Linked DNA regions of Homo sapiens: region 1 is linked to region 2. A link is a loop called in an ENCODE intact Hi-C map of the cell type or tissue named here. Cell type or tissue: heart right ventricle. All regions are shown on one strand. Each heading gives the region's core, and the rest is flanking DNA. Links, peaks and the distances in the headings are about the cores only.

Region 1 (15,384 bases), core at 4,090-12,089, 140 kb before region 2:
GGAGATTGAGTCCATCCAGGCCAACATGGTGAAACTCTGTCTCTACTAAAAATACAAAAGTTAACTGGGTGTGGTGGTGTGTACCTGTAATCCCAGCTACTCTGGAGGCTGAGGCAGGAGAATCACTTGAACTTGGGAGGCGGTGATTGCAGTGAGCTGAGATTGTGCCACTGCACTCCAGCCTGGCGAAAGAGTGAGACTCCATCTCAAAAGCAAAAAAAAAAAAAAAAAAAAAAAAGAAAAGAAAAGATAGAGAGTAGAAGGATGGTTCCAAGAGGCTGGGGAGGGTAGTAGGGGGTGGTGGTGGGAGGAAATGGGGATGGTTAATGGGTACAAAAAATAGTTAGAATAAATAAGACCTAGTATTTGATAGCCCAACAGGGTGACTATAGTCAATAATAATTCAGTTGTACATTTAAAAATAATTAAAGAGTATAATGGGATTGTTTATAACACAAAGGGTAAATGCTTGAGGTGATGGATTCCCCATTTACACTGATGTGATTATTATACATTGTATGCCTGTATTAAAATATCTCATGTAACTCATAAATTATATATATACCTACTGTGTACCCACAAAAATTAAAAATAAAAAATTTTAAAAAGGCACTACATTTAAAATACACTTTGTAATTCTTGTCTTGCTTGGTCTCATAATAGCATTTGAATCTTTTTACCGCTCTGTCCTCCAAATTTCCTCTTCCTTTCTCTGTGGCCTCTCACTGTCTTAGGCCTCTTCCTCCCTCCTTCTCTGGATCTTCCTTCTCAGTTTCCATTATAAGCCCCACCTGACCTATTGGGTGTTTTTCAGGGCTCCAGCCTAGACTGGCTTTTTTTTTTCTTTTAACTCTAATCTTTCTCCCTAGACCCACTACTTCCCTGGCTTCAGTTGTTATCTGTACACTGACAACTCCCAGGTATTTACCTGTAGTCAGACCTTTTATCTCACTTGCAAATCCACATATATCACTTGTTCCTTAATATCTTATCCATTCATTCCATGGCTATTGAGCTTCCATTATGTTCCAGGCCATGTTTTAAGTACTTACAGGACATCATTGAACAAGACAGGGTTGGTCCCCCCACCTACATGGACCGGCTTACATTCTGGGTAAAATTAGGGTGTCAACAGACAGACACAAACGAGTGTACGGGATAATTTCAGAGAGCAAAAGGCATTCGAAGAAAATAAAACAGGGTGATAGGATATGAATACCTCTTATAGTTAGGAAAGCTCTTTCTGACGAGAGGACGTTTAGGTTTAAATGTGAATAGTAAGAAAGAATCAGCTGTGCAAAATCCAGAGGTAAGTCTGTCCAGGCAAGGAGGAGCAGGCTTGGTGTGCTCAAGAAAGAGAGAGAAGGTTGCTGTGGGTGGACCACAGTAAGAGAGAGAGAAACATGAGATGAGGCTGTGCTAGTCAGTAAGGTCCACCACCCCGAAAGCCTTGGTAAAGAGTGTGGCTTCGTGGCCGGGCACGGTGGCTCATGCCTGTAATCCCAGCACTTCGGGAGGCCGAGGCGGGCAGATCACGAGGTTGGGAGTTTGAGACCAGCCTGACCAACATAGTGAAACCCCGTCTGTACTAAAAATACAAAAATTAGCCGGGCATCATGGTGTGTGCCTGTAATCCCAGCTACTCAGGAGGCTGAGGCAGGAGAATCACTTGAACCTGGGAGGCAGAGGTTGCAGTGAGCCAAGATCATGCCACTGCACTCCAGCCTGGGCGACAAAGCCAGACTCTGTCTCAAAAAAAAAAAAAAAAAAAAAGGTGTGGCTTCTATACTAAGTGTGGCTTCCATCTTAAATGTGGCTTCCACTGCCAAGCCACTGGAAGGTTCTATGGAACAATTTTTTTTTGAGATTGAGTCTTGCTCTGTCACCCATTGTGGAGTGTAGTGGCATGATCTCGGCTCACTGCAGCCTCCATCTCCTGGGTTCAAGTGATTCTCCTGCCTCAGCCTCTGAGTAGCTGGGATTACAGGAACGCACCACCACACCTGGCTAATTTTTGTGTTTTTAGTGCAGACGAGGTTTCACCATGTTGGCCAGGCTGGTTTCGAACTCCTGACCTCAGGTGATCCACCTGCCTCGGCCTCCCAAAGAGGGATTACAGGTGTGAGCCACCGCGTCCAGCCTCTATGGAACAATTTAAATGATCACTTTGGCTTCTCTGATGTCCTCTAGGCATCTCAAGCTCAGCATATCCCAAGCCAAACTTAATATCCTTCCTCTAAACCTTTTCTGTCTCCAGGATTCCCCACCTCATAAACAGCACCGTCATGTTCCCAGTTGCTAAGTCGGAATTTCTGGTTTTTCTTTACCCACTCGCATGTCCATTTTTCTATCATGTTTATTTTACTTCATCTTTTATGTCTAGGTTTCTGGGAAAGGATATAGCAGTCCCTTCAGGCCAGGATAGGTCCCTGTAAGATGCGCTCATAGAACCCCTATTTCTCCCTTGGAGAGTCTTCCCCAGCTGAAATTAGTAACTGAGTAGCTGGAGTCTATGATTTCTCTCCCCTGCTGCATTGTCAGCTGTGTGGCTCTCCGGCTGTCTTGTGTATCCATGGGGCCTGGCACAGGCAGGGGTGGATTTTGATTCACCTCCTGAAGACGCATCCATTTTGACTTTTTTGTTTGTTTTGTTTTTTGAGATGGAGTCTCTGTCACCCAGGCTGGAGCGCAGTGACATGATCGTGGCTCACTGCAACCTCCGCCTCCCAGGTTCAAGCGATTCTTTTGACTCAGCCTCCTGAGTAGCTGGGATTATAGGCATGCGCCGGCACGCTCAGCTAGTTTTTGTATTTTTAGTAGAGATGGGGTTTCCCCATGTTGGTCAGGCTGGTCTGGAACTCCTGACCTCCAGTGATCTGCTTGCCTCAGCCTCCGAAAGTGCTGGGATTCCAGGCGTGAGCCACTGCGCCCAGCCTCATTTTGACTTTTGTTTCTCTCACTCACTCGATATTCACTTTCTCCTGCATGTCTCCTGTGGACACAGACTTTTGTTCAGATCCCATCTTCCTTTCGGTTCTGCACCTCATCTATTCCCAGGCTGGAGGCTGCAGGAGGCGACCCCCCATGTGGCACATTATAGGCATCATACCATGGACCTCACATGGGCCCTGTCTTTTGGGACCTGCCTCTCTAAAAGTGACCACACAGAATGTTGCAAAGTGCTAATCCCTAGGTTAATGGACCACATCTTTGAAGGACACAAGTACCCCCCAAACACAAAGGCCATGAAACTGTGAACTCCAGGAGGACAGGGGCCTTATCCGATCCGTCTTCTTCACTGTTATAGCCTCAGAGTTTAGTATAGAATCTGGCCATAGTGGACAGTGTTCATTGACTGGAAAAAGGCGGAAATACTTTACATGAAAACTAAGGCGGCCATGGCTTTGACATCGTGGCAGTTACAAGCTGTTCATTGGAAAGAATACTGAAAACAAAGGTCACACCTGCGACTTTACCTCTGTCTTGTTTTTCTTTATGATTTATGATCTAGAGCTTTTATGATGCTCGCCAGGCTTTGCAAAACAATTTGAATAATTGTTTTAAAAAATTTGAACACCTCCTTAACAGTAAGCAAAATCAAACTACCTGAGGCTGCAAAAGAGGCATCCATCAAGATAATTAGGGTTTCTAATTTATAAGCAGGGCGCTATTTCTACTAAATGGATGAACGGTAGGCACTAAATAATTTTCCATGATGCCAGATGCTTTCCAATGATCATAGGGCACTGTTCATCCTAATTACTTTCCAGTGTACTACTACCAACAATTCGTCAACGAGCATTTGTCAAATATTAATAGCATGCCCAACCCTGGGATTTGTAGACATTGTGGAGGATACAAAAGGAATATGACATTTCTGCAAGACACTTTCAGTCTAGTGTGGGTTGCAAGTATATGTGCCCAAATGTATGAGGTTGGGAAGAATTGGCGAGTGCAGTGGTTCTAGATCTTTGTTCTGACTTCACAGGGTTCACATGGGCCACAGGTCCCCATCAGGAAGATTCTGTTACACACAGTGGTCCTCACTAAGCATCTGGAAAGAATGGGGAGAAGAGGGCTCCCTGCAGTCATAATTATAACGGTAATTTACTGTTTACTAAGGGCCAGAAACTGTGATAGGTAGTTTCCAGGCACATCTCAGCTGATCCTTACAACAACTATATGAAGTATGTATTATTTCCTCTATTTTACAAATGAGGAAATCAAGATTAGATAGGTTGAGTAACTTGTTCATGGTGACACAGCAAGGGTCTGGGATCAAGAGTCAATGGATGTCTGAGCCTGTGCTTTTCACCACAGCTCAAATTGCCCCTGTCAACTTCTTAACATCTCCTTAGGGGAGCAAGCTGCCTCTCCCAAAACCTTCCCAGTAAAGAGTCTGTAGGCCAGAAAATTAAGGGAACTCAGCATGGAAAGATCATGTTGAGGTGTGAGAGTTTTTTGATAAGGAGGCTCCATAGATTATTCTTGAAGGGATCTGCAATTTTTCTGGCAGAGGGAGAGAGAGATTCAAGGAGAGGGTGTGAAGACAAGACCAAAGACCAGTATGACCGAAGTCCAGCCCCTCACCCTGGGGAGCTCCATGTGCTGCCCTTACTGTGCCAAGAAGCCATCAGTGACCCCGTTAGTGGGATGTGAGCTGCAGAACCTTGCCCTCTGGGTGCCTGAAAGGCCCCTGCCTCTGCAGCTTTCCAACTGCAGTGCTCGTGGTGGGACCAGGTACCAGCAACCAAGAGAATGTCAAGGGGCTCCCAACACCCTGCTGCTGGGCCAGTCTCCAAGAGGATCTGCGAAGGTTTCCGCTGGAGGGAAAGGGCTGGGGTTGGAGAAACTTCTACTGTGTCCTTGCCTTACTTTGCAAGCCAGCCACAAACAGCTCTGTGCTTGGGTCAGAAACATCAAGGGAATGGCTAAGATCTGTGGAAACAGCTTCACCTGAAATACCAATGCAGGTGTAACCAGAATATTCAAATTCTGTTAAAGGAAAAATATCCATAGGTGGCCTGAGCACAGTGTCCTGTGTCTCCTTTGGTCACTGCCTTTTCCGTCTGAAGCTGGTTACTCTTGATCTTTCCAGACTGAATATTCCCACCCAAAGTATTAATAAATGGAGATAGCACCAGAAACACCTGGGTGTATACATTTGTGTATGTGCATGTGTGCGTGTGTGTATGTGTGTGTGTGGTGTGTATCTATATACTATTGAGTATATAGATATAAAACTGTAATAATATATTACTGTTTATACATAACAATAATTATGTATTAATTATGTAATAATTTAGTTATATTTGTATGATAGATTATTATATACATAACTAGCTATGTATATATAGTTATGTAATTATAATGATATATAATAATATAATATATAACTATATATCTTTATATATAATGTATTATTATACTAATAGTTATACTAATAGTATAACTAATAATTATGTATATAATAATCTATCATACAAATATATTATTACATAATTAATATATAATTATTTTTATGTATAAACAGTAATATATTATCACTCATATATACTCTGTATACTATAGTGTACATACCATTATATATACTAATAGTATAGTATATATAATATATAGTATAGCATGTATATATAGGATATATATAGTATCTATAGTTACATTGGCAACAGCCCCCAGTTGGTCTCCCACTTCCTCACTCTTGCCAGAAGGCTCTTTTCCAAGTCATGTTTCCCTTTGATTTCCTTGACAGAAATGCTCCTTAGTAAGTGTAACAAGTTGCAAAAATTTAACCTAGATCACAACTTAGAAATATAGAAAAAGTATAATTAAAAATCTTTTTATTGTAACTTGTCTGGCCTTCCTCCTAAGTCCCCTACCTACTAGTTACAAAAAACAAAACAAAACAAAACATTTCACTAAATGTCCAATCCAGTTAAAAACTTAGGATCTGATTAGCAAATCACCTTTAGGCAGGGTTCACCCTCTTTTTGATAAAATTGTTCTACTTTCAGCTGGCCTGCACCCTGCCCCTGCTTCTCTCTCTGAGATGCTGTCCCACGTGTGGGAGGGGTGGGGTATGGTTTGCATGACCTCACCTGGTGAAGATGAGCTGGGTGGCCTGAGGACAGTGTCCTGTTCCTTCTTTGGTCACTGTTTTTTCCTTCTAAAGCTGGTTACTCTTGGCCTTCCCAGGATGACTATTCCCAGAAGTTTGTATTTTTGTTGAGGTATAAAGTAAAATCATTCATGTTTCAAGGTTAGTGGGAGGGACTCAGCCAATTAGCTACCAAGGGGACTTAGCCAACCACCTAGCAATCAATATGATTTTGCTTGTATGGTAAATAAAAATTTAGGGTCAAAAGACATAACCCTTGTGAATATCATCTCTGTAAATTAGGTTGGGAAAACTTCGGTAGAGGACTGTCCTGCTTGGGATTAGTTTGTGATGATTCTTTTCCTCGGCAAGAAAAGCTCTAGGTTTTTGCAGCGCATCCTGGTATAGAAAACCACCTTGAAACCACTGCCACCGAAGGTAACTGTATTAGGCTCCTGGCAGGAGAGAGCACACTCAGATCGAGGAGAAATACACAGGGGGACTCTTTACAAAGGTGTGGGCAGGAGGTAGGAAGCACAAGGGATAGAACAGTACCCTAGGACCAGAGCGACAGGGCTCTGTGACCACTCCTAGCCCTGAAGATATAAGGGAAATAAGCAGTTACCAGAACCTGGGGACAGAAAGAGCTCTGCAGAGGATGCTGCTTGATATGAGCTGTGGCCTTTGGTCAAGGGATGCTGCCACCTTACAAGGGGGGAGGTGGGGGAATAAAGACTTGATCTCTTTCTCCTCTCTCCCTCATCTCTCTCTCTCTTTCTGTCTGCCTGCCTGTCTGTCTCTCTCTCTCTTTTTTGAGACAGAGTAATGCTCTGTTGCCCAGGCTGGAGTACAGTGGCACGATCTTGGCTCACCGCAACCTCTGTCTCCTGGGTTCAAGCAATTCTCCCTGCCTCGGCCTCCCAAGTAGCTGACATTACAGGCACACCCACCACCCAGGCTAATTTTTGTATTTTTAGTAGAGACTAGGTTTTGCCATGTTGGTCAGGCTGGTCTCAAACTCCTGGACCTCAGGTGATCCGCCTGCGTTGGCCTCCCAAAGTGTTGGTATTACAGGTGTGAGCCATCGGGCCCAGGCTCTCTCCCTTATCTCTTGCCAGTGCTTCTCATTGGCCAAATCCAATTGGAATCCAGAGGGCAAAGGGGTCTGTCTTTGTAGAACACGCAGGTTAGCCCACCAGGTCCTGGAGCAAGATAGAGAATTATAAATTATGATGATAGGTGGGGTGGGTACCAATGCAAGACCTCCATCACAGTAGCCATCCTTGGAAACACAGAAGTAGGGAAGGAGGCCCCGTGCATCTGAGGAGAAGACTATGATAAGACTCTATGTATTTTGAGGGCTTAAATGATAAATGATTTCATTCTGGGGTGGGGGGCTGGTTACTGAGGAGGCAAGAAGGGTAGTTCTGGGTTCATGAGGTGGGAGGTGCTAGTCTTATTCTGGGCTGGCCTGGAAGGTAGAGTGTAGGGATTGGAAAGAATTAGTTGCCCTGAATTAAGACTTAACAGCCAGGCTGGATGTGGTGGCTCGTGTGTGTAATCCCAGCACTCTGGGAGTCCGAAGTGGGTGGATTGCTTGAGCCAGGAGTTTGAGATGAGGCTGGGCAACATGATGAGACCCCGTCTCTACAAAAAATACAAAAATTAGCCAGGTGTGGTGGCACACGCCTGTTGTCCCAGCTACTTGGAAGGCTGAGGTGGGAGAATCACCTGAGCCCGGTGAGGTTGAGGCTGCAGTGAGTTGTGATTGTGCCACTGCACTCCAGCAGGGATGACAGAATGAGACTCTATCTACAAAAAAAGAAAAGAAAAGAAATGAAACGAAAAGAAAAGAATTAAGGTCTTGCGATTGAGCATAAAATGGGGAATTACCCTGCCCCGAAAATGCTATCAAGGGCTACATGCCTCCTTCTACAGTACCAGCCGGAGCAGAGGACCCAGCGCGCTGTGGCACTTCCTCAGAGCAGAGCACACAGCCCGCTGCGGCACTTCCTTGTAATGTCCTTTTTTTTTTTTTTTTTTTTTTTTTTTTGATACGAAGTCTCGCTCTTGTCCCCCAGGTTGGAGTGCGATGGTGCGATCTTGGCTCACTGTAACTTCTGCCTCCCGGGTTCAAGCGATTCTCTTGCCTCAGCCTTCCAAGTAGCTGGGATTACAGGCACCTGCCACCACGCCCGGCTAATTTTTGTATTTTTAGTAGAGACGGAGTGTTCACCATGTTGACCTGGTTGGTCTCGAACTCCTGACTTCAGTTGATCTGCCCGCCTCGGCTTCCTAAAGTGCTGGGATTACAGGTGTGAGCAACCACGCCCAGCCCCGCAGGAGAGGCTCCACTTGATCTTGACCGGAGGAGTTCCAGCCACGGCAGGGATGCCGAGCAGTCTCCTGACCAGCAGGTGGTGCTGTGGCGCAGCGGCAGAGAGCACCGCGGGCCGGTCCTGTTGAATGTCTCTGGGGCTGCCTCATGTTTGTGGGTAACAGAGGCAGAGGAACTTCAACCTGAAAGCCCTGGACTTCATTGCCACACACAGAGTGGGATGCCCATTTCCTGAAGATTAACTTTCACGGGGAAAAAGCTACTGCAGCCGGTGGCCAGGACTCGGCCAGAGACTCAGATGAGCTACTGTGTGGTGAATGTGTAACTCTCCAGGACAACTTCTGCTCTGCTGGCAGCCCTCACCCACCCGGCCCAGGCAGCGCATCTGGATGGGAAATGTGCCCCTTGCTCTCCCTCTCTTTCTCCTTGTCCCTTCCCAGAACATGGACATGATGATTGGAGCTCTGGCATTCTTAGAATATGAGGCCACCTTGAGTATTGAAACCATAAACTGAGTAGGGTAAAATTCAGACACAGAAAAAAGAGCCTGGAGCCTGGGAAATTGATTATTATGGGGTCAGTGTACCAACTTTACACTGCCTACTCCCAGATTTCTTTTAAATAAAAGAAGAGAAACCGGCTGGGCGCGGTGGCTCACGCCTGAAATCCCAGCACTTTGGGAGGCCGAAGCAAGTGGATCACCTGAGGTTGGGAGTTTGAGACCAGCCTGGCCAACATGGTGAAACCCCATCTCTATTAAAAATACAAAGTTAGCCAGCCATGGTGGCATGTGCCTGCAATACCAGCTACTCTGGAGGCTGAGGCAGGAGAATGGCTTGAACCCTGGAGGTGGAGGTTGCAGTGAGCCGAGATCGCACGATTGGACTCCAGCCTGGGCAACAAGGGCAAAACTCCGTCTCAAACAAAACAAAACAAAACAAAACAAAACAAAACAAAAACAAAAAAGAAACCACTATCTTGTTTATGTCAGTCATTTGGGTGTTATTTGTAGCCAAACATATTTCTAACTGATACACGTAGCCTGATGCGGTTTGGATCTGTGTCCCAACCCAAATCTCATATTGAAATGTAATCCCCAGGGCTGAAGGTGGGGCCTGGTAGGAGGTGATTGGATCATAGGGGTGGTTTCTCATGGTTTAACGTCATTTCCCCTTGGTGCTGTTGTCACAATAGTGAGTTCTCCTGAGATCTAGTCGTTTAAAAGTGTGTGGCCCCTCCCCCCAACTTGGTCCTGCTCTTGCCATGTAAGATGCCTGTTCCCACTTTGGCTTCCGCCACGTCTAAAAGCTCCCTGAAACCTCGAAGCAGATGCCACCAGCTTCCTGTGCAGCCTGCAGAACTGTAAGTCAATTAAACCTCTTTCCTTTATAAATTACCCAGTCTCAGGTATTTCTTCACAGCAGTGTGAAAATGGACTAATACACAGCCTAATACGACTTGTCACACAAAACCTTTCTGTGGACAGAATCTTAAAGAAAGAACTTCAGTAAGAAGAGAAATAAAACCAGAATGCTGATATGAGAGGTGTGGGAAAGCAAATATTTTAGTAAAGTTTATTGTTTTCCAAGAAAACAAGAACTAATAAAAGAGAAAGTGAACTGAGATGACCGGGGATTAATTTTAGATGTCGTGAAATGTTGAGGATGGAGGTATAACGTAGGAGTGATTGAAGGGAGGTGAGACTGAGCTAGTGCACTTATTTTATTTGGGGAACAACACAGGTACTAATAAGTTAAAGGATTGATGGAAAAATTATACCTATATATAGGTCAGTAAGTAAGGGACAATCACCAGAACAGCAAAAATACAATGCATAACTTTCGAACCAGCAGAATGAAATTAGTCCATAGTAGGAACATTTAAAAAGTGCTGGAAGTAGAAAATGTAAAGTGGCAGAATTAAACTCTAATGTAAGCAAGAAAGTTAGAAAAAAGTATAGGAAACAGAAAACAAAATGAGGTGAGAGAAAGGTGCTCAACACCACTGATCATCAGAGAAATGCAAATCAAAAGCTGCAATGAGATATCATCTCATCCCAGTTAAAATGGCTTATATCTAGAAGACAGACAATAACAAATGCTGGAGGGGATGTGGAGAAAAGGAGACCCTCATACACTGTAGGCATGAGTGTAAATTAGCACAACTATTATGGAGAAGAGTTTGATGGTTCCTCAAAAAACTAAAAATAGAGCTACTATATGATTCAGCAATCCCACTTCTAAGTATATACCCAAAAGAAAGGAATTGTTATATTGAAAAGATATCTGCACTCCCATGTTTGTTGCAGCACTGTTCACAATACCCAAGATTTGGAAGCAACCTAAGTGTTCATCAACAGAAGAATGGGTAAAGAAAATGTGGTACATATACACAATGGATACTATTTAACCATTAAAAAGATGAGATCCTGTCATTTGCAACAACATAGATGAAATTGGATATCGTTACATTAAGTAAAATAAACCAGGCACAAAAAGACAAATATTTCATGTTGTCACTTGTTTGTGGGATTTAAAATCAAAACAATTGAACTAATGGAGATAAGAGAGTAGAAGGAATGGTAGTAGAGGAGTGGGTGGGGGGAAGTGAGGATGGTTAATGGGTACAAAACAATAGAAAGAATGAATAAGACCTACTACTTGATAGCACACAGGGTGACCATAGTCAATAATAATTTAACCAAACTTAAAAATAACTAAAATAGGCTGGGCGCGGTGGCTCACGCCTGTAATCCCAGCACTTTGGGAGGCTGAGGCAGGTGGATCATGAGGTCAGGAGATTGACACCATCCTGGCTAACACAGTGAAACCCCATCTCTACTAAAAATACAAAAAATTAGCCGGGCGTGGTGGCAGGCGCCTGTAGTCCCAGCTACTGGGGAGGCTGAGGGACGAGAATGGTGTGAACCCAGGAGATGGAGCTTGCAGTGAGCCGAGATGGCGCCACTGCACTCCAGCCTGGGTGACAGAGCGAGACTCCATCTCAAAACAAACAAACAAACAAACAAACAAAAAAACTAAAATAGTATAATTGGATTGTTTGTAACACAAAGGATAAGCACTTGAGAGGATAAATACCCCATTTTCCTTTATGTGATTATTATGAATTGGATGCCTATATCAAAACATCTAATGTGTCCTATAAATATATATACCTACTATGTACCCACAAAAATAAAAAACCAAAAATAAAGTGAGAGAAATAAGCACTAATGTAACAGTAATGAAAATAAATATAAATGAGTTAAACTCATCCTGTCAAATGGCAGAGACTCTGAGATTAAATAATAAAACCTGGTAATCTCTTGTTTATAAGAAACATTGAAAACAAAAGAATATGGAAAGTTTTGGGATATGACATCAATGTAAAAAATCAGTAGTATTTCTATACACCAATAATGTCCAAACTGAGAGTTAAATCAAGAATGCAATCCCAGGGCAGGCACAGTGGCTCATGCCTGTAACCCCAGCACTTTGGGAGGCCTTGGCAATGATTTAAAGAAGTCTCCAAAAGCAATTGCAAAAAACAAAAATAGACAAGTAGGACCTAATTAAACTAAAAAGCTTCTGCACAGCAAAAGACTATCAACAAAGTAAACAGACAACCTACAGAATGGGAGAAAATATTTGCATACTATGCATCTGACAAAGGTCTAATATCCAGCATCTATAAGGATAAGGAACTATAAGGAACTAAAACAAATCAACAAGCAAAATACAAACAACCACATTAAAAAATGGGCAAGAGACATGAACAGACACTTCTCAGAAGAAGATATACCAAAGAGATACCATCTCACACCAGTCATAATGACTATTATTAAAACATCAGGAAATAACAGATGTTGGCAAGGTTTCAGAGAAGAGAGAATGCTTATACACTGCTGGTGAGACTGCAAATTAGTTGAGCCACTGTGGAAAGCAGTTTGGAGATTTCTCAAAGAACTGAAAATAGAATTACCATTCAATCCCACAATCCCATTACTGGGTATATATCCGAAAGAAAACAAACTATTCTATGAGTGTATGACACACACAGAACCGTTCATTGCAGCACTTTTCACAATAGCAAAATCATGGAATAACCTAGGTGCCCATAATTGGTGGACTGGATAAAGAAAATGGGGATTTATAACCACACATTTTCTATGTAACTTTTTGTATCAGAAAAATCTCTACAGGTGACCTCATATATGATGGTGGGTGAATGAATGGGTAGAGCTCTCTGGAGGGAGATTTTGCATGATCCAATATTGTAAATGTATACATGAGAGGCTGGCAGGATGGCTGAACAGGAACAGCTCCAGTCTGCAGCTCCCAGTGAGATCAACACAGAAGGTAGGTGATTTCTGCATTTCCAATGAGGTGCCCAGCTCATCTCATTGGGATTGGTTAGACAGTGGGTGCAGCCCATGGAGGGTGAGCTGAAGTAGGGTGGGGCATTGCCTCACCAGGGAAGCATAAGGCATCAGGGAACTCCCTCCTCTAGCCAAGGGAAGCTGTGAGGGACTCTGCTGTGAGGAATGGTGCACTCTGGCCCAGATATTATGCTTTTCCCATGGTCTTCACAACCCACAGACCAGGAGATTCCTTTGGGTGCTTATGCCACCAGGGCCCTGGGTTTCCAGCACAAAACTGGGCAGCTGTTTGGGCAGACACTGAGCTAGCTGCAGGAATCTTTTTTTTTTTTCGTACCCCATTGGCACCTGGAATGCCAGTGAGACAGAACCATTCAATCCCCTGGGAAAGGGGCTGAAGCCAGGGAGCCAAGTGGTCTAGCTCAGCGGATCCCACCCCCATGGAACCCAGCAAGCTAAGTTTCACTGGCTTGAAATTCTCTCTGCCAGCAGAGCAGTCTGCAGTAGATCTCGGATGCTTGAGCTTGGTGGGGGGAGGGGCATCTATGATTACTGAGGCTTGAGTAGGCGGTTTTCCCCTCACAAAGTAAACTAAGCCACGGGGAAGTTTCAACTGAGCGGGGCCCTTCACAGCTCAGCGAGGCCACTGCAGCAGACTGCCTCTTTAGATTCCTCCTCTCTGGGCAGGGCATCTCTGAAAAAAAGGCAGCAGCCCCAGTCAGGGGTTTATAGATAAAATCCCCATCTCCTTGGGACAGAGCACCTGGGGTAAGGGGCAGCTGTGGGCATAGATTCAGCAGACTTATATGTCCCTGCCTACCGGTTCTGAAGACAGCAGTGGATCTGCCAACACAGCGTTCGAGCTCTGCTAAGGGTCAGACTGCCTCTTCAAGTGGGTCTCTGACCCCCGAGTCTCCTGACTGGGAGACATCTCCCAGCAGGGGCTGACAGACACCTCATACAGGAGAGCTCTGGTTGGCATCTGGTGGGTGCCCTTCTGGGACGAAGCTTCCAGAGGAAGGAACAGGCAGGAATCTTTGCTGTTCTGCAGCCTCTGCTGGTGATACCCAGGCAAACAGAGTCTGCAGTGGACCTCCAGCAAACTCCAGCAGACCTGCAGCAGAGGGGCCTGACAGTTAGAAGGAAAACTAACAAAAAGGAAGAGCATCAGCATCAACTAAAAGGACATCCACTCAGAAACCGTGTCTGAAGGTCATCAACATCAAAGACCAAATGTGGATAAATACATGAAGATGGGGAGAAACCAGCACAAAAAGTCTGACAATTCCAAAAACCAGAATGCCTCTTCTCCTCCAAAGGATCACGACTTCTTGCCAGCAAGGGAACAAAACTGGACAGAGAATGAGTTTGATGAATTGACAGAAGTAGGCTTCAGAAGGTGGGTAATAACACACTCCTCTTAGCTAAAGGAACATGTTCTAACCCAACGCAAGGAAGCTAAGAACCTTGAAAAAAGGTTAGAGGAAAAAACAGAAGGTTAGAGGAATTGCTAACTAGAATAACCAGTTTAAAGAAGAACATAAATGACCTGATGGAGCTGAAAAACACAGCATGAGAACTCTATGAAGCATACACAAGTGTCAGTAGATGAATCGATCAAACAGAAGAAAGGATATCAGAGACTGAAGATCAACTTAATGAAATAAAGCATGAAGACAAGATTAGAGAAAAAAGAATGAAAAAGAATGAACAATGCCTCCAAGAATTATAGGACTATGTGAAAAGACCAAGCCTACATTTGATTGGTGTACCTGAAAGTGACAGGGAGAATGGAACCAAGTTGGAAAACATTCTTCAGGATATTATCCAGGAGAACTTCCCCAACCTAGCAAGACAGGCCAACATTCAAATTTAGGAAATACAGAGAACACCACAAAGATACTCCTCAAGAAGAGCAACCCCAAGACACATAATTATCAGATTCACCAAGGTTGAAAGGAAGAAATGTTAAGGGCAGCCAGAGAGAAACGTTGGGTTACCCACAAAGGGAAGCCCATCAGACTAACAGAGGATGTCTCTGCAGAAACCCTACAAGCCAGAAGAGAGTGGGGGCCAATATTCAACATTCTTAAAGAAAAGAATTTTCAAGCCAGAATTTCATATCCGGCCAAACTAAGCTTCAAGTGAAGGAGAAATAAAATCCTTTACAAACAAGCAAACGCTGAGAGATTTTTGTCACCACCAGGCCTGCCTTACAAGGGCCCTGAAGGAAGCACTGAACAGGGAAAGGAACGACCGGAAGCAGCCATGGCAAAAACATACCAAATTGTAAAGCCCATTGACACTATGAAGAAACTGCATCAACTAATGAGCAAAATAACCAGCTAACATCATAATGACAGGATCAAATTCACACATAACAATATTAACCTTAAATATAAACAAGCTAAATGCCCCAGTTAAAAGACATGAACTGGAAAATTGGATAGAGTCAAGACCCATCGGTATGCTGTATTTCAGGAGACCCATCTCATGTGCAAAGACACACATAGACTTAAAATAAAGGGATGGAGGAATATTTACCAAGCAAATGGGAAGCAAAAAAAAGCA
Region 2 (15,384 bases), core at 2,462-10,461:
CATACCTGTTAGAATGGCTATTACAAGTATTATCGAGGATGTGGAGAAAAGAAAACCTTTTACCCACTATTGGTGGAAATATAAATTAGTACGGTCATGAAAAACAGTATGGAGTTTCCTCAAAAAATTAAAAATAAAACAACCATATGATCCAGCAATCCTACCACAGAGTATACAATCATTCTTCTCTATACTCAGGGGATTGGTTCCAGGCACTCACCCCTTACATATATCAAAAACTGCACAAACTCATGTCCTGCATTCGGCCCTGTGGAACCCCTATATTCAAAAGGTCAGCCCTCCATATACACAAGTTTCACATGCCTCAAACACTGCATTTTCAACTGACATTTGGTTGAAAAAAGCGGTGTGTAAGTGGACCTGCACAGTTCAAACCCATGTTGCTCAAGGGTCAACCTTGTATGCAAAGGAAACAAAATCAGTATGTTCAAGAGACATCTACAATCCCATGCTTATTGCAGAACTATTTACAATAGCTAAGATATGGAATCAACCTCAGTGTTGAAAAGCAAATAAATGGATTTTTTTAATGTGGTATATGTACACAAAGAAATACTATTAGGTCATAAAAAAAGAATGAAATACTGTCATTTGTGACAACATGGATGACCCTGAAGAACATTATGTAAAGTGAAATAAGCCAGACACAGTAGATAAATAACACATGTTCTCACTCATAAGTGGAATCTAAAGTTTTTGATCTGGCCGGGCACAGTGGCTCACGCCTGTAATCCCAGCACTTCGGGAGGCCAAGGTGGGTGGATCACTTGAGGCTAGGAGTTCGAGACCAGCCTGGCCAACATGGTGAGACCCTGTTTCTACTAAAAATACAAAACTTAGCCGGGCTTGGTGACACGTGCCTGTAATCCCAGCTACTCGGGAGGCTGAGGCAGGAGAATCGCTTGAACCCAGGAGGCAGAGGTTGCAGTGAGCCCAGATTGCCCCACTGCACTCCAGCCTGGGCAACAGAGCAAGACTTCATTTCAAAAAAATTTAAAAATAAATAAATAAATAAAATAAAAATGTTGATCTCATAGAAGTAGAGAGTAGAACAGTGGTTACCAGATACTGGAGAGGGTACGGAATGGAAGAGAGAGGATGGAGAGCGGTTGGTCAACAGGTACAAAGTTACAATTAGGAAAAATGAGTTCTGATGTCCTATCACTCAGTGGGCGACTGTAGTTAATAATAACATATTGGGTATCTTAAAATAGCTAGAAGAGAAGATTTTGAATGTTCTCACCACAAAGAAATGATAAATGTTTGAGATGATGGATATGTTAATTACCCTGATTGATCATTATGCAATGTATACATTTATTAAAACATCACATTTTTGTATTAGGTGTCAATTAAAAATTAAAAATAATAATTTTGAGTGATAAATCACTATGTCATCTTTAGCCTATAGCTCAGAGGAATTCAGAGAACCAAGTGGTATCACTATCGCAATAGTCATTCTTTTCCCATCTGCCCATTTATGTAACAAGTATTTACAGATTTTACATCTTTGAAGATGAGAAACATGAATAAAATTGTCTCATTTTAGCAATAAAAAATATAATCCATGAATATACAAAATCAAAAAGGGCTTCATTAAGCCCTCAGCTTATTAAGAGATATATTAACATGTTACTTCATTTATTTAATGATTATCAAAAATTGAAATACATATGTCAGGTCATTAGTCAAAGCTTCAAGAATCTCTGCTGGTACCCAGGTCACCAATGTATCACATGTCACAAACTCCTTGCAGACCTCATACATACTCAGAATTCTTGCTGCAAGTTCTGAGTTGTAAGTCCCACAATATGGAAAAGGACCTCTGAAGTCGTTTCCTTCACTTTATTCACCAAATCTTGCCGTGATCAACTGGTCCTGTGCTGTCTAAATCCTTTACCTGTGTCATACCCTAGGAAGAAGAATAAAGGAAAGAAATCAGAAATTCTTAGTTTGGGGCCAGGTGCAGTAGTTCACGCCTGTAATCCCAGTTCTTTGGGAGGTTGAAGGGGGCAGATCGCTTAAGCCCAAGAGTTTGAGACCAGCCTGGGCAATATGGCAAGACCCTGTCTCTGCAAAAACAAACAAACAAAAAGTTTTAACTTAGACAGGTGTGGTGGCACTTGCCTGTAGGCCCATCTACTCAGGAGGCTGAGGTGGGAGAGTTGCTTGAGCCCAGGAGTTCAAGGATGCACTGAGGTACGATCATGCTGCTGCACTCCAGCCCAGGCAACAGAGCAAGAGTCCGTCTCAAAAAAAAAAGAAAAAAGAAAAGGAAAAGATTCTTAGTTTGTTCTTGAATTTTCCAAAATAATATTTTCTCACTGTATGCACTACCCTATTTGTTTTGTTTATTTGTTTGTTTGTTTGTTTTTGAGACAGAGTCTTACTCTGTTGCCCAGGCTGGAGTGCAGTGGTGCGATCTCAATCTCGGCTCACTGCAACCTCCACCTCCCGGGTTTGAGCAATTCTCGTGCCTCAGCCTCCCAAGTAGCTGGGATTACAGGCACACGCCACCACGCCAGGCTAATTTTTGTATTTTTAGTAGCGATCGGTTTTTACCATATTGGGCAGGCTCGTCTCGAACTCCCGACCTCAAGCAATCCGCCCACCTCAGCCTCCTAAAGTGCTGGGATTACAGGCATGAGCCACCGTGCCCAGCTGCACTACCCTACTTGTGCTGTTCATAATGCTGCAAACCAGTGCAGATACCATTTGGGACACCACCTAGAGTTTGGGGACCCTTCTTCATCCACCTTTAAATTGACTTCATACATCATCTCCCATTAGTGGAGTACATCCATAACCCAGATCTAAAGAGTACGTTCTCTGGATGGCCTGAAGCTTCTGGAAAGCAGGCACTTTTTAATCGTGATACCTTTTACCTCAGTAATACAATACAATTCCATAACTTTGTATTTGGAATTAACTTCAAACTCCAATCGATGTTGCAATGATATGTCTGTATAGCTTTACCCAATTCCATTTATTGTTGAGGGCTTATTCCATTTGCTTTAGTAATACAGTCTCCTTGGGGCAATTCTATTCAACAGAGACTCAGAACAAGGGTCTCATTTTACGGAATTTTCCAACGGGTATGCAAAGCCTCAGACATCAAATTACAACCATATATCCCACACCCTCCCCAGAGCTCTGACAAGGCTATATACAAATTCAGTGGCAAAACAGAGGTGACATAAACTATAGTGAACAGACTTTATGTGGCCTAAAACCCTCCTAATGTCTTGATGAACATGCAGGATGTGTTCAAATCAGCTGTGGGGCTCTGCTCCTGTGAAATCATCATGGCCCCAGGAGAGGTCCAGCAATTTTCCTCTGCAATAGAGCAGATTCTTGAAAGTCAAGGAGTTTTGGCCGGGCATGGTGGCTCACGCCTGCAATCCTAGCACTTTGGGAGGCCAAGGCGGGTGGATCACGAGGTCAGGAGTTTGAGACCAGCCTGGCCAACATAGTGAAACCCCGTCTCTACTATAAACACAAAAAAATTAGCTGGGTGGGGTAGCAGGCACCTGTAATCCTAGCTACTCGGGAAGCTGAGGCACGAGAATCGCTTGAACCCGGGAGGCAGAGGTTGCAGTGAGCTGAGATCGCGCCACTGCACTTCAGCCTGGGCAACAGAGTGATTCTTTGTCTCAAAATAAAAAAAGAAAGAAAGAGAGAGAGAAGAAGGAAGGAAGGAAGGAAGGAAGGAAGTCAATCAGTCAGTCAAGGAGTCTCCTTCATCCTAAGTTCCTGTCAAGGCTGACACCAACGTGAGGCTCTCTTCCAATACATCTCTTCTACCTGGGGAACTGATCTTACCTAAAGGAATGTCAGAGAAAGAACTGCCTGGCAGCGAAGTAAGCCAGGCCCTAACACCCTATCTTGACCATCCCCGCAGTTAGTAAGTCGTGCTGGACCTTGCTTGAGATACCTGCATCTCATGGTAAGTCTGTCCCACCTTGAAAACCAGAGACTTGAGAACGTCAAGCACAACCACATCAAAGGTACCACCCAAAGAAGGGGAGTCTGAGACCACCCAAAAGAGGCAGTTGGTATCCTCTGCAAAAACAGGTGCCACTTAGGATGATGAAAATCAGATTTTTTTTCATATTTAGCCTAGAAGGAAAAGGGGTTACCCCTTTGGCACCCATAATGAGTTGATGGCTTTTTTTTTTTAACAGAATTCTAGAAGAACTGCACAGAGAAGCAGACTGAATAACCCCAAGACTTGTAATGGACCAGCAAACTTCTGAACTCATACTCACCTAGGATCCTTGATAGCAATTATTTTTGCTTAATCTCACGGTTTTCTGCTGCCCACTGGGAAGACCCTTCTTCCCCAATAGTCCTTTGCACTGAAGGGAACAATAAAAACATTATGTGAAAAAAAACATATATTGCAGAAGAACAGAGCAAAGTGGTGTGAGGTCGCTGTCCACATCTCATTGTGTATTTCAACTCTCATCCTGCCTGTATTCAATTTCAATAATTATCCAAGACCTATCTTAAACCTAATTTCCTCTTTCTTTCCAAAAGCTCCTCTATCTGAAGGTTTTTTCTCCAGCACATGTTTGAACTTCAGTTTCCTCTCATCTTATTTCTCTGTAGATTTCATCCTATCTGCTCTCCATCCATCAGAAAAGCTTAAATATTTCTCATCAAATATTGTCACTTGCTTGTTTCCACTATACTGTAGAGTTTGCCACTTTGTTCTTTTGTTGTCATTTTAAGTTGTTATTTTTTTCAGATTTCTAAAGAGGATGGACAAGGATTAAACTCATGCTCATCCTGTGTTCTTTATCCGGTCTCAAGTGATGCGTTTTATTTGTTGACTTCCATTACGGTCAGGTGCTTGACTGACAGATAACTGTGACGATCATGGGCTTGTGATGGCAAAGGGCAGGGGTTTTTTTTTTTTTAAGCAACTGTAACTCCCTCTAAATCTCCTTTTGACATTTGCTTCTGTAATAGAAATGCTAATCTTTCTAGATGTGTGGTAGTGACAAAGAGGAAAATAATCCAGGGAAGGGAATTGGAGCAACAGCAGGGAAAGAAGTTCCAGTATTATTTCTTGTTTTGTTTTGTTTTCAGACAGAGTCTTGCTCTGTTGCCAGGCTGCAGTGCAGTGGCGTGATTTTGGCTCACTGCAATCTCCGCCTCCCAGGTTCAACCGATTCCCCTGCCTCAGTCTCCCGAGTAGCTGGGACTACAGGCAGGCGCCATCGTGCCCAGCTAATTTACTTTTTGTATTTTAGAAGAGACGGGGTTTCACCATGCTGGCCAGGATGGTCTCGATCTCCTGACCTCATGATCTGCCTGCCTCAGCCTCCCAAAGTGCTGGGATTACAGACATGAGCCACCACGCCCGGCCCCAGTATTGTTTAAGTAAGAAAGCTAATCCAGCTTTTCGTAATCCAGGGTAAAATTTGTCTATCTGTGGGACACCACTAACAGGATGCCCTGATGCCTCCCCAGGTTCAACAGGGAAGAGGCGGGCAGGCAGACAAGTAAAATTAAGGATTTGGGGTCCAGATATATTTTCCCATCTCTGGGTTATATGGACTGTGTGAGCTTGGAAAAGCCATTTAATCTTTTTAAGTCTCAGTAAATAAAGACTACACTTTCTTTACGTGAAAGTCAGTAGAATTAAATAATAGTATGTGTGAAAAACCCTCAGCTGTGCTGAGACGATCCCTTTAACATGAACCATCCAGTCAGTCTCATCCCGCTCCAAATAAGGCACTTTGGAGTCATCTTCACTTCCCTTCTAGTTTTATCCTTCAAATCTTCCTTTTCATCCCACACACCACAAACACAGTCGCAGCTACCCCCTTCTTTCCCTCTGTCCTTGATAGACAACCCCTAATCTCATTTCTTCTCAGCTTCTGTCTCCTTGGTAAGAAATCTGACGAGATAAATAGTATATACACCTGCTAGGATAACGCACAGTCCTCTCAAGAAGAAACGACCCTGTCAGTTGTTTTGACCTTATGCAAACACGAGTGAAACTTGTATTTCATTGTGTTCACTTTGAGAACGGCATCCAGGAACGGAACGCAAGGGCTCCTGCTAGTGACGGATGGTCTATTTCAAGTGTTCAGAGATTCCAGACTCTACATGAAATGGCGCCACCTTGAGGCTCAAACCTTATTGTTGGCGTTCAATTTAAGAAAAACTCATCAGACATCTCCTACTACAGGCCAGCCTTTGGTAATTAAAAGAATAAAACGGGCCGGGCGCTGTGGCTCACGCCTGTCATCCCAGCACTTTGGGAGGCCGAGGCGGGTGGATCACCGAGGTCAGGAGTTCGAGACCAGCCTGACCAACATGGTGAAACCCTGTCTCTACTAAAAATACAAAAATTAGCCAGGCCTGATGGCGCGCGCCTATAATCCCAGCTACTCTGGAGGCTGAGGCAGGAGAATCGCTTGAGCCTGGGAGGCAGAGGTTGCAGTGAGACGAGATCGCACCACTGCACTCCAGCCTGGGTGATAGAGCCAGACCCCGTCTCAAAAAACAAACAAACAAAAAAAACAAAACAAAACAAAAGAAAGAAAGAAAGAAAAAAAAAATGGCCACGTAAACCAACCTATACATAGGAGGCTTTTTGGAGGACATGATGAAGAGGTGAAGAAAGAAAGTACCTAGGCTGAAGGAACAGTCTAACCTCCAGCTACCTGGCATAGAGTCAGTGCAGAAGAAGACCTGATGGGAACTCAGCAGAGTGGACTCCTAGGAAGAGGGTGAGAACTGCAACCAGGTGAACCAAGACTAGGGAAACTGCTTCTGATTATGCACAGGGGATAAGATCCAGCCCCTGGGGAGCGGTGGTTAACAACAAGTACACATCATGTAAGTGCCCCGGGCACCCCTTAGTGCAAGGGGAGCTATAATTCTACCAGAACACTCTGGATGTATACATATGTTCACACAAGACCTTCCTTGTGGATTAAGACAATATAACAGCAATTTGAGAAAGAAGGTGGCTCAGGGGACACTATCCCACACAGTGCAGACAGGAAATTCTGAGCGGTTTATCATTTGGTCAGTAGGAAGTCATCAGGAAGTCATCAGAAAGTCATGAAAGTCTAGAATCAGTGGCTTGCTCACCAGCTGTAAAGGAGACAGTCATGAGTTAGGGATCAATAATTGGTAATTATCAGAGATCAATAATTAGTAATTTGACAGAGATTTACCAGGGAGGAATCAAAATTCCCCACCTCTGAAGGGTGGCGGGGGGATATTTTTACTGTGTCTCAAGATCCTGCTGGCTCCTTTAAGCCATATGTGACATATTAATCATCTTTCCACATACAAACATGCACTTGAATGACCCCTCTAGAGTCATTTAAGGACAGGCTAGGGCCATTTTTAATATGCTAAAGAACAGAGCACTTTCCCAGGCTTAGGGACTGTGGATGGTCCCAGAGACTCCAATGGTCCAGGAAGTGGAAAGTCCTCACCCATGACACTTACTTTCCTCCCAGGACTGGAGGGCAAAAGAGGAAAACAAGAAAAATATGGAGAAAATATGAAGAAAAAACAAAAGAATGTGACAATTCTTGTTCCCAATTTTGAAACAACTTCACATATTCCTTAAAACAAAGATGACAACATAAAACTATAAAAAGGTATCAAAAACCTCACAATAAGGCTTTTCTAATTACTGGGGGAAATGGCAGCCATTCCTCCCGCAGCTGTGCTGCCTCCTCGTCCTCCTCCTCATTGTTGCTGCCAAAAAGGTCAATGTCATTGCCCTTGTCATCCTCTGCTGGTGTGGTTGGCTTCTTGGCCAGGGCTCCACTTGGCACATGGGAGACACGTGCTGGGTCTGAGGGACTGTGGCCCGGTGGCCAGCAGAGCTCTTCTCCAGCACGTTCAGCTGGGCCTCCAGCCTGGACATGGCCTGCTGCAGCTCCTGCACCACGCTGCTCAGCCTCTGGTTCTCCACTTCCAGACTGGCGATCAGGACAACAAGCTCGCTGTGTTCTCCGTTGGGGCCGCTGGAGACCCTGGGGCCTGAGCTTCTGGCCAGGGATTTCTGGATGTTCTCTCTGGCTCTCGCAATGTCATGGAGGATCACGCTGGCGCCATTCTTCTGGCGGGAGGTGCTGGCCACAGGCCCGTTCATTTGCTCGTACAATCTCCTTTCTGCAATGTCATATTTGAACTTGTCAAACCAGATCTTCTCATATACTGAGAAGTTTGTAGCCATTTTTCTGATGCCAGCCAAGGACTCAGCAACGAGGGAGGAGGAATCGGTGGACGTGGGACGCCTGAGGCAAGAGAACAGAAGACTTAATGTTGTTAAGATGTCAATACTACCCAAAGATTCAATGCAATCCCTATCAAAATCCCAAAAATGGTTTTTCCAGAAATAGAAAAAACAATTATAAAATCCATATGGAATATCAAGGAACCCCAAATAGTGAAAGCAATCTTGAAAAGACGGAACAAAGCTGGAGAACTTGCTACAAAGTGACAGTAATCAAAACAATGTGGTACTGGCATAAAGACAGCCATGTAGACCAATGGAATAAAATAGAAAGGCCAGAAATAGAGTAAAAATAGAGTTACCACATGATCCAGCAATTCCCCTTCAGGGTATACACAAAATAATTGAAAGCAGAGTCTCAAAAAAAGATTTGTACATCCATGTTCACAGCAGCATTATTCACAATAAAACACAGAAGCAACCCAAGTGTCCATCAACAGACACATGAATAATCAAAATATAGTACATACATACAAGGGAATATTATCTAGCCTTAAAAAGGAAGGAAAACTACATGCTACAACATGAATAAATCTTGAAGACATGTTAAGTGCAATAAGTCAGTTACATAAAAAAAGACAAATAACGTATGATTCCACTTATATGTATGTAAAATAGTCAAAATCATAGAAACAGAGAGTAGAATGGTGATTGCCAGGGGACGGGGGAGGGAGGAATAGGAAATTATTGTTTAATGGGTATAACTTTTCAGTTTTGCAAGATGAAAAGCACTCTGGAGATAGATGGCAGTAATGGTTGCACAAAATTACAAAATGTATTTAATACCACTGATATATACATTTTAAAATTATTTAAAAAAACGATTAAGATGGTAATTTTCATGTTTTGTGTATTTTACTGCAATAAAAGAATTGAACAAAGTAATGGCAATATTTTTTTCATGTGACAGCTTTTCACTTAGAGGGCAGGGCTTTTCCAAACAAATTAAAGTTATTAGGCAAGCCTGTGTGTCTTGGAGACTTTATTATTTTGTTTGTTTTAATAAATACAGACAGGGTCTTGTTATGTCACTCAGGCTGGTCTCAAACTGTGCCCGCCATTCTTTAGAAATTTTGGGAAATACAGGGTTGGGTGCAATGGCTCATGCCTGTAATCCCAGCACTTTGGGAAGCTGAGGCAGGGGGATCACTTGAGCCCAGGGGTTGGAGACCAGCCTCAGTGACATAGTGAGACCTCATCTCTACAAAAAATCAAAAAAATGAGGCAGGAAGATTGCTTGAGCCTGGGAGGTTGAGGCCACAACGAGCCGTGATCATGCCCCTGCATTCCCGCCTGGGCAACTGAAGTGAAACCCTGTCTCTAAATAAATAAATAAAATAAATTTGGGGAAATAAAGAAAAGCCCATAGAAGTCACCCATATACAACCAGTGTTAACTTGCTGGGCTCATGGGGTCAAGTCTTTTCCCATCCATCCAGACACAGATACCTGGATATCAGCATCTTGCTGCACAGGTGGGCTCATGCTCTGTGTGCATTGTTCCCTGGACAAGGCACAATGGCCATTCCCCCATCATGATAAATGTGCCTAACTCTTTTCTTCCCACCTCCATGTGCAAAAAGGTAGTTGAGTCAAGCAAAGCTTCTTTGAGGGCTCCAGAGCTGACTTCCCAGCTGCTACTGGTCCTTTTGGGTCCTCTCCCAGTGTTGAGACTCCTGATTTCAAGGACCCTGATTTCAAGGGTGCTGATTTTGAGGGTCTGAAGAAGTTCAAAGAGGAGGTGGATATCCAGCCAGCTAAGCAGAAAACAGCAACAGTCAACGGTAGTGAGCCCCTCTCTGCCCTTCTCTCTAACAGTGACATCCTGAGTCAGGGCTCAGTCCTGGGCAGAACGAGAGTCCTGGGCAGTTCCCAAGAGGAACTGGCCTGGAGGCCCAAAGGGCGGGATATCCACTTCACTGTGCCTTATCAATGTGCAGCTCAGGTATGAGAATCTGGTCATTAGGGCCTGACCAGTAAAGTTCCCAATATCCAAAGTTACAGAGCCCCGAAAGTCCCCCAGCTGCCTAGAGGTGCTTAGCAAAAAGTAAAAATAATACAACTCTGTGTTTGACCCTCACGTACTCTACAGCTCCTTTGGCCACTCCCTTTCTCTGCCAAACCCCAGGACCCTGTGTACCCCTGCTGTTCTCCCTGTCCCACCAGATCTCCCCTGGCCTCACAGGAACCTGACAAAAGGGAAGTGAGACAGGACAGATATGAAGAAAATGTGAAGTGATGGTTATTTTACACCTAGGCATCAAGAGACACAGTCGTTTGCTCAGCAGGTGGGATTTCTCCACATAGGCGGCAAGGAGAAACAATGCCGGGGTCCAGCATCAGAGACAAAGCTGGCAGAATTCACCTGCCCAGACCCCTCCTGCCTCCTGTTTCCCATTGGCCAAAGTTCACCCCATGAACTTCAATTCCCTGCACTTCTGGGACATGTCATCTGTACAGCTCCATCAGTGATACCAGATCCCACGTCCTGCGGCCAGGGACCAGAAACCCCGGGTGGGAAATAGCAGTCTGGGAGAGGGCCCTACTTTGCCAGGGCAAGGACTGGGAAGTCCCCACTGGCATCAGAAAAGTCTGGGTGCTTTTGGCCAACAAGAGGCAATGGAGGGAAGCCTCTTAACATTTCTGATGTCTTGACATGCGTCGTAGCAGGCTTGCCTTAGAGCAACACCTTCGAAGTCCAGTGGAGCTTCCTGCCCGACTGCACACTCCACACAACCTTGGGCTTGAGGTTGCTTTAACTCTTTGAGTGTCACTTTCCAGAGACTTAAAATGAAGATGAAGATAATATCACCCCTCAATCAGCAAATGCGATTGAAGGTTATGGCCAACGCAACTCAACTCGCCCAGTGCCTCACACACAGTAGGCACTTTGCGATTAAAGGTTGTCATCCATATTCCCAGACTATTCCCCGGGAAGTGGTTAGACAGAGCTGGACAACAAACCCCATCTCCTTGGCCCTGACACAGGGAGTGGCAAAAGGAGCTGTAGAGTCCACATCAGGGCCAAACACAGATTTTTATTATTTTTATTTTTTGCTAAGTGACTCCAGGCAGGTGGCGGACAATTAGGGGAGGTCCCTGTTGTAATTCCCAGCCCTGCCCTCCTACCCGAGGAATGAGAGAGGATTCCCTGCATTGCAGTCTGCATGTTGACCTCATGTAGACTAACACGCCTTAGTCTACTGGAGGGAGACAGAGAACACCCTGCATTCTCTGCCCGAGTCACTCTCCTCAATCTGCTTCAGTAGAACGTGAGACACAACTGTTGAAGGCCAGCAGCCCCTGGTCCCGAGCGCGGCAGTGCCACAGTGGATGCTCTCCCACCTGAGCCCTCGGACTGGGCCTCAGTGGGTCCTGCTCCCACAAGTGTCACTGTCTCAATCCGGAGAGTGGAGCTCGTAGGAACAGGACCTCATTGCCACATTTTCTTGGCCCCTTTCATTAAAAACACTGCAATCACCTTCATGGTAAGGCTCCTCCCTGTGGAGGTCTCCTACAGAAGTAGGTGAGGACTGGTTGCTGGGATTGAAGAGAGTGGCATGGTAGCTGAGGATAATAAGGGGTACTGGGGTAAGACGGAGAGGTTTGGGGGCCACACAAGTTGTCCATCTAGGGAACGTAGAGGTCACCTAGATCAAGCCAGTGTTGCCCAAGTAGCAAAAAAAAAGAAAAAAGAAAAAAAAAGTCTGGTCTTTTTTAGCCCCGAGAGGTGTCTTTGATGAAATTCTGACCAGATGAAGCCACCATCACTGCCCTGGGCTTACACATTACCTACATACCCTAAATCAATCACTGTCTGTTTTCTGTCTTTCTCTAAGCCATAGAGCCTGCTCTCTATCTGTTAAGTCTAGGGCCATCACAAACATGCAAACAATGACACTGTAAGATAACTTGGGCCAGGTGCAGTCACTCAAGCCTGTAATCCCAGCACTTTGGGAGGCGGAGGGTAGGTAGATCACCTGAGGTCAGGAGTTCGAGACCAGCCTGGCCGACAAACATGGAGAAACCCCATCTCTACTGAAAACACAAAAATTAGCCAGGCATGGTGGCGGATGCCTGTAAGCCCAGCTACTCGGGAGGCTGAGGCAGGAGAATAGCTTGAACTCAGGAGGCAGAGGTTGCAGTGAGCCGAGATCATGCCACTGCACTCCAGCCTGGGTGACAGAGCGAGACTCCTTCTCAAAAAACAAACAAACAAACTAACAAAACAAAACAAAACAAAACAAAACAAAAAACACCACATAAGATAACTGGGGCAGAAGGCCTCTAGCCCCTAGCCCCTAGCCCCTTTCCCTACCATTCCCGCAGTAGTGGCTGCACCCCTCCAGTCCTTTCTGCTGCACCCCCAGCACCTCTGGGGCACTTTCTGAGTTAAATAATTAGTTATAGGAGTCCTCACTGGGCATAATCCATACTTGTCTTATTACAGTGTCCCAGGGGCAAGTAGGACAGGAGCCCTGCAGAGGGCTCCTGCCTCTGTTATTCTCAAATCACAACTCAAAGACACTAAACACATTCCTCAAGATCCCTTACTCCAATTCTCAAGGACCAATTCCCCACTCAACCAATCCTGCCAGGCCAGGGGCAGAGCTGGCAGGAAGAATAGAGATCCAAAAAAAAAAAAAACCGTCATAGCTTTCATGGGTTATTAGCTCCTGTTCTTTTATAGGAGCTCCTATTAGCTCCTATTCTTTTATAGGTAGAATAGTTCACCTGAAATTAATCTGATACTATCAACTTTCCTATATCATAATAGCAGAGGAATGGGCATATTTAAAGTGCAAATTAATACAGGTAGGGGTATGTGTGTGTGTATCTGTGGGCAAGTAAGATTAAAGCTTCATGGATCAGGCAACCAAACCTGAGTCAAAGTATCCATCTTCATGTCAGCTGTTTCAGGCTTAATAAACTGCAATAAAAGCAAATACCCCCACAAAGGAATGACTACTTAAAAGGCACTTTAAAAGCCCCCCTGGCCGGGTGTGGTGGCTCACACCTGTAATCCCAGCACTTTGGGAGTCCGAGGTGGGTGGATCACCTGAGGTCGCGAGTTCGAGACCAGTCAGGCCAACATGGTGAAACCCCATCTCTACTAAAAATACAAAATTATCCAGGCATGGTGGTATGTGCCTGTAATCCCAGCTACTAGGGAGGCTGAGACAGGAAAATCACTTGAACTCGGGAGGCGGAGGTTGCAGTGAGCTGAGATTGCACCATTGCACTCCAGTCTGGGCAACAAGAGTGAAACTCTGTCTCAGAAAGGAAAAAAACAAAAACAAAAAAGAACTCCCCTTTGCAAGCTGTAGTTTACTTCCTCCTTCCAGCATGCAGGGTAGATCTCTTTGGTTGAGAACATTCAAAATTACTGGACAGGAGTGGGGATGTGGTTGGGGTTGGCCATGTAAGTTACTTTCTACTTTGCTGGCTCAGAGCAGTGAGCACTGTAAGGAGTACAGAGCAGGTGCTTCAGGCATCAGGTAACTCAGCTTAGCTCTGAGTGCTGCTACCCAGGTTTCTATAGATGTCCAAGGAAGCCTCAGAATCAAGCTCCAAGAGGTTCAGATAGGAGAATAACCTGCGATCTGCATTGTTTGCAATCCCTTGGAATACAGGTTACAGCCCACTTTCCTTCTCATGCCTGCTCTTTCTTCTTTCTTAAACCTGGAGGAATGTTTGCACCATGGAAGCCCAGAGGGAAGAAAGGCTGCTATGGGTCTTGCCCCCGCAGAACTCAGCCAGCAGCCACAGTTGCTCAGTAGCAAGTGGTACCCACAGTTCAAGGCCCCAGATCCCACTGCAACACGTGGACTAGGCATGTGCTGTGAAAAGCCCAGATGGAGCCAGAAAAAAGCTGTGGCTTAGTTTACTTAAGGGAGACAGGAAAAGCCTCACATGGCAGGTAGCTAGCAGGTACTTGACAAGAGGAAATGTGCCAGGCATGCAACGGGGTGGGCTACAGTGAAGGGTGGGGTTAGCATCCATAAATGGGTCCTACTGAAGCAAGAAAGCCTGGATAATCCCAGGTTTTCTCATCTTCATCCTAACCAAGTGGTGAGGATCAAGCCCCGTTCTATTCCTGAGAATACGGCAGGATGGGCTATTTGTACCATCCCACCCCGGGGCAGAATGAAAGATGCTGAGTAACAGTAACTTTTAAAGAGCAAAAGTTTCTAATTTTGATGAAGTCCAATTGACTTTTGCTTTTATAGTTCACACTTTTGGTGTCATATGTAAAAAACCTGTGCCAAACACAAAGACACTAGGATTTTCTCCTGTTTTCTTATTTATTTATTTACTTATTATACTTTAAATTCTGAGGTACAGGTGCAGAATGTGCAGTTTTGTTACATAGGCATACATGTGCCATGGTGGTTTGCTGCACCCATCAACTCGTCACCTACATTAGGTATTTCTTTTAATGCTATCCCTCCCCTAGCTTCTCACCTGCCGACAGGCCCCAGTGTGTGATGTTCCCCTCGCTGTGTCCATGTGTTCTCCTTGTTCATCTCCCACTTATGAGTGAGAACGTGCAGTGTTTGGTTTTCTGTTCCTGTGTTAGTTTGCTGAGGATGATGGTTTCCAGCTTCATTCATGTCCCTGCAAAGGACATTAACTCGTCCTTTTTTATGGCTGCAAAGTATTCCATGGTGTATATGTGCAAGATTTTCTTTATCCAATCTATCATTGATGGACATTTAGGTTGGTTCCAAGTCTTTGTTGTTGTGAATAGTGCCGCAATAAACATACATGTGCATGTGTCTTTATGGTAGAATGATTTAAAATCCTTTGGGTATATACCCACTAATGGGATTGCTGGACAGAATGGTATTTCTAGTTCTAGATCCCTGAGGAATCGCCACACTGTCTTCCACAATGGTTGAACTAATTTACACTCCCACTGATAGTAAAAGTGTTCCTATTTCTCCACATCCTCACCAGCACCTGTTATTTCCTGACTTTAATAATCACCATTCTAACTGGTGTGAGATGGTATCTAATTGTGGTTTTGATTTGCATTTCTCTAATGACCAGTGATGATGAGCTTTTTTTCATGTTTGTTGGCTG

What was found. Peaks named below come from ENCODE experiments on the same cell type or tissue, not always from the same donor. Only the 100,000 strongest peaks of a DNase experiment are listed, where the experiment ranks them.
Region 1: a loop joins it to region 2, with 15 times the contacts of the local background. A loop is called at or near these places in 82 of 110 quality-filtered maps.

What each region holds. Positions count from the first base shown.
Region 1 is chr11:62,304,465-62,319,848 of GRCh38, reverse strand. No RefSeq gene overlaps it. Among named protein-coding and RNA genes, the nearest start is that of SCGB1D4, 13 kb to the right of the region's middle. In heart right ventricle, for the core only: CTCF peaks have their summits at 8,292 and 8,502 (motif pointing right); a DNase peak (open chromatin) is centred at 8,518; H3K27me3 peaks cover 3,095 bases.
Region 2 is chr11:62,162,148-62,177,531 of GRCh38, reverse strand. It overlaps the pseudogene EEF1DP8. Among named protein-coding and RNA genes, the nearest start is that of SCGB1D1, 20 kb to the left of the region's middle. RefSeq lists a silencer at 1,922-2,101. In heart right ventricle, for the core only: a CTCF peak has its summit at 6,154 (motif pointing left); DNase peaks (open chromatin) are centred at 6,151 and 7,951; H3K27ac peaks cover 2,646 bases; H3K27me3 peaks cover 1,584 bases.